Regions from separate parts of the Homo sapiens genome. Here region 2 is linked to region 1. A link is a loop called in an ENCODE intact Hi-C map of the cell type or tissue named here. Cell type or tissue: heart left ventricle. All regions are shown on one strand.

Region 1 (2,500 bases):
ATAAAGTTTTATTGGAACACGGTCATGCGCATACCTTTATGTGTAGTCTGTAGTGGCTTTTGTGCGGCAATTGCAGAGATTATAGGTCTTACAAAGCCTAAAATGTTTGTTTTCTGGCCTTTTACAGAAAATACTTACTGATTGCCAATCTAGAAGAACTCCACAGTTATGATTTTTGCCTACTTTTGAGCTGCCTCTGAATAGAACACAGTCTATAAAACCAGCGAGGTGAATAGGGTGGCATAGCAAGGTTTCCTAACCCCCAGCCCATGAGCCTTCACTGAGGTGTGGAGTTGGAGTCTGCAGAAAGATTTCTAACGGAAACCCCTGCTAGGGGACCTGCTGGTAGCTTCTCGCTCCCTGTACCTTCTTAGGTTTTGTAGAAAAAAAGTTTCCTGAAGGGAAAAATGTTCTTGATACTACTAGCTCTCAAGGATTAGAAAGGTTTACCTCTGTCACACATCACAAGCTGAAAACAAGGGATGCTTATTTGAAAATGTGAAAACTCAATTTGCAGAAGTAGGGACAGGCACATGCAATGTTAGGCTGTTCTCTCCCCACTGACATTGCCAGGATTAAAAATAGCCGTTCTGTTTGTCCTTCAGCCCTGTATTGAACTGGAGCCTCCAAGTTGCATTCTCCTTAGCTTCATGCTTAATGAAGCATAATTTGTATTAATAGCAGCTATTAAATCTAGAGTGCTTAATAGGAATTTAGAGCGGAGGGCCTGAGTCACCAAGCTCCTCAAACATGGTCCCCAGAGAGCTGAGCTCAGGCCTGAACACCAGCAGCAATGAATTTTGGGCTTGGTAAGGTGAAGCAGCTGTGTTTAACAGGAGGAGAAAGGGGAAAAAGAAATGAAGAAACAGGACTCAACACCTCCAATTCAGCCTGGGGGTTTCTCAAGTTCCAGGTTCTATAATACAAGGGGGTCCCTTATTCGTATTATGTCTGCATTCCGGAAAAGATTGCTGGGTGCTGGAGAACACATGGGCTTGACAATTTTACACACTTGCATTCAGATTTAGTGCTGCTGTGTGACCTGGCTTTGGTCTCTTAACCTCTCTGAGCCTCAGTTTTTTTCTTATCTGAGAAACAAAGATAATCAAGTGGTGATAACATAATGGGAGTTACTGTGAAGATTAATGGGGGAAAGATGCATAGCAATGAAGATTGGATGTTGGGTCTGCATCTCTCTGTTTTCCCGTCCTTCTCTAAACCCAATTCTATTTTAAATACAATCTGGAAGGGTTTTCATAGAAAATTATTTTGGGAAGCCAAATAGCTTCCTTTTAGTCCTGCATTAGCAAAAAATGTCTCTGACTTGCTCAAGCTTCCCTTTAAACATTGTGTTGTTTGTGATTTGCTTTGTTGTAAATCCCCTGTTTAAATGTCTGTCTCCATCCCGACCCCATGAGCTCCTTAATGCTGTGAGAAGAAAATGTGTTTTTCTCACCTTTCACTCCCATTGCCTAGGACAGGGTCTGGCACCAGGCAGGTGTGCAGTCAGTTGTGGTTTCTGTCATCACTGCTATTTTACAATTAAGCAAACAGTGTTAAATACAGGGAGTTTTGTCTGTTTGGGTATTACCAACTGATTGCCCTTGTTGAGAGGATTGACTAGAAAAATAAAGCTCTTGGGCAGGGCTTGTGCCCTATAGTTGTTTTTACTAGAAGTATTCTATAGTATTTATTAGAGCAAGAAAAACTGAGTCTCCTTCAGTGCACAGTCGGTAGCTTATTCTGACAGTTGCACATTCAGCATGAATGTCCTTTTCTGCACTGGGCTGTGGGTGGGTCCCCATGGTAGAAGCCTGGCTCCACACATGGCTTCTGCTCAGCACTTGGGTAGAAGGAGACAGCAGCAGAATGTGAGCCTTCAAAGAAATTATCAAGTTGGGCAGCTTGCCTTTGGAAGGGAGTCCATTTGTGGCAAGCCATTACAATGTCCTAGGTCCATTTAAATATGCCCAGGAAAAAAAAAATAACTTCAACCATCCTCTAACATCCTGAAGCAGGAGAATTAACAGCCTTGCCTTGAACTCAGGCAGCCAACAGGAGAATACACACAGTGAAGGCCTGGCTATGCTAAATCAATGTGAGCTGAGCATCCTCACTGCACGTTACCTGTGCAAAGAATCAGCCATGACAGAGGATGAGAGAATTTTCCATTGCTTTAGAGAATGGTGAGATGCTTTCCATTTCATGTGCAAATCAACAAGCCTGTAGACTGTCCATAGGGCAGGAACGTGCAACATAGGATGTGATTTCAGGTGATCAATCACTTCTATGTTGGCTTAACTACAATGGCCCAGTTACAGAGGGACTCCTTGCTGGGCCATGTGCATCAAAAACAAAGTTTCTATGATTTCTTACAAAATTAAACATACTTTTACTGTATTATCTCCCAGTCATGCTCCTTGGTATTTACCCAAAGGAATTGTAAACTTACGTCCACACAAAAACCTGCACATAGATCTTTATAGTAGCTTTATTCATA
Region 2 (2,500 bases), 120 kb before region 1:
CAACAGAGCGACACTCTCTCTCAAAAAAAAAGATAAGGAAACTGATGCTCAAAGACATTAAATCATTTGTTTGAGGTCATAGTGCTCCTTGCTCCTTGGTGGAATAGGAAGGACTGGAACATAGATTATCAACCTAGCTGAGGGTCTTTCCACAACAAAAACTATCCTGGTACATAGGATGCTTGGGGTATAACTCACAGATGATCTATATGAGAAAGAAAATGAAGCCCGGAGAGGTTGAGGGCCTTGTTAAAGCCACACAGTGAGTCTGGGACACTGACCAGATAAGAATTCCATCTTCTGACTCCTGGGTCTAGTTCTCTGGCCTCCAGGGTTTTGATTTCACCATTATATGAAAGAGGAAGAGCCAAATTGCTTGAACAATTACAGTGTGTTTTTGTTGCCTCTGTTTCTTGGTAATACCCTGTAAAAGCAAATGATAATTCTCAGGGGGATAGTCAATAAAAAGCTGTAAAAATATCTCATTGCCACAGGCTGAACATTTGAAGGAAAATTTGCCGAGGAATGAGCCCCGTTGTTGGTGCCAAGAGACCTAAGGAAAGGAGAAGTCAAGGCATCTGCCTCCACCACAGGAGCCCCTGCTGAACCCAGAGCCCTGGCTCAAACCTACCCCTGGACATTCAATTTCTGCAAATAGAAATCAAAATAGAAGTATCTCTATTGGCATGTTTATATATAATAATTGTATATATATGTACATACATAACAATTGTATATATATGTACATATATAACAATTGTATATATATGTACATATATAACAATTGTAATATATGTACATATATAAAAATATGTCTGTGTATATACATATACACACATATAATTTATATAATGGTGTAATAATTTTGTTGACCGGTTTAAATTCCCATCATTGTCTTCCAATATGTCCTGTTAGATCTTTCTCTCCCCATAATGTTACCTCCAGATAACAAGATTCATAGCTTTCTGGTCACTTCTCAGTTATAACAGTCCCATTTTCAGGTATTAAAAGGTCTAGTCAAATATAAGTCAAAACTTTAATCTCACATCTGACTTCTCTCCTCCTCCCAGTGTAGGTGACCCAAACTTAGGGCCTTTCGGTGAGAAAGAAGGTCCTTGACTTTTTGCTCTTTCTCCCATTCCCCCCACCTCCCTGCTACTGGCTCCTGTACCCTCTACTTTTTTCCCCCAAAGGAATACCTGCATCCTCTTGCTGATCTGGCAGACACTACTTTTGAGCCAGACTCCATTAGGATAACTCAAACCCACTAACTTCTGTGGTGTCCGCTTGGCACATGGGAATCCCACACATCCTTGCCCCACCAAATAGTAGCAGTGCAGCCTGCCCAACTTTGTCTTATCTCCTCTTGTACCAACATCATAGGTATCTTCTGCCAGGCTGTGTCCTTATGGTTTTCCAGGCAGGAATCAAACATAGTCTCTAGGCTCATTATATCAAAAACTCTCAAAGGACATTATTAAGGTATATGAAGAACTCTCACCATTGTATGGGCTAGCTATTTCTGTAATGTTATTTAAGAAACCACTCCCAAGGTCAGTGACATGTAACTAGAAACATTTATTCTCACAATCATGGGCTGTAGTTCAATTGATGCAAGTTGGCCTTGCCTGGGCAGGTTGGTTTGAAGTGGTGGTTCTTCTTGGTCTTGGGCCCTAGCTGCTGGTTGGGCTCAGGTTTGCTGCATGTATGTTCCTTCTTGGCCAAAGCTAAAGGGGAAGCAGCTACCCAGAGGAAGCTATACCCAGGAGATGATAGAAGTGCAGGAGAAAAAACCAAACCACACATGCATACTTCAAACCTCTGCTTACATCAGGTCTGCTAATTTCTCATTGGCCAGAGCAAGTCCCATGACTGAGTTCAAAATTCAGGGGTCAGGAGGTAGGTATACTCTGCTCACAGTAGGGCCAAAACAAGTCACATGCTATGCCCAACACCAATGGGGTGGGAAAGAATGTGGAGATGTCTGATTGAAGGGAATATTAACTCAACAGAAATCTAGTTTACCACAATCACTGAGATGGAATCCCATTTCTGCAACTCAACTTCCAAACATTACCAGTTTCTTCAAGCAATTCTCTTCTTCCTGTCTTAAGGGGGCCACTCCTTCCTCTCCATTGTAAAGGAAGGGAGGAGACTGATTCTCTAATCCTACTTTACAGTCAATGAACTCTGTCTGAATGACTCATCTTTTCATTTATAACCAGAATGAAGAAGTGGTCACTGGGCTGGTTTTGCTGTCTTTTAGCAAGTTCTGCATGGCTGTGTCTAGGGATTCTCTTTAGAATGGGTATATATATATATATATATATATATATATATATATATATATACACACACTCATATATATATATACACATACTCATATATATATACTCATATATATACTCATATATATATACTCATATATATATACTCATATATATACTCATATATATATATATACTCATATATATACTCATATATATATACTCATATATAT

The links. A loop is a pair of places that touch in the nucleus more often than their neighbours do. Peaks named below come from ENCODE experiments on the same cell type or tissue, not always from the same donor. Only the 100,000 strongest peaks of a DNase experiment are listed, where the experiment ranks them.
Region 2: a loop joins it to region 1, with 4 times the contacts of the local background. A loop is called at or near these places in 4 of 110 quality-filtered maps.

The regions. Positions count from the first base shown.
Region 1 is chr3:140,596,115-140,598,614 of GRCh38, reverse strand. The region is part of intron 2 of LOC102724068 (a long non-coding RNA gene); the gene reads left to right. Among named protein-coding and RNA genes, the nearest start is that of TRIM42, 81 kb to the left of the region's middle. In heart left ventricle, no CTCF peak of the experiment used is centred here; no DNase peak of the experiment used is centred here; H3K27ac peaks cover 1,227 bases.
Region 2 is chr3:140,716,013-140,718,512 of GRCh38, reverse strand. No RefSeq gene overlaps it. Among named protein-coding and RNA genes, the nearest start is that of TRIM42, 39 kb to the right of the region's middle. In heart left ventricle, no CTCF peak of the experiment used is centred here; no DNase peak of the experiment used is centred here.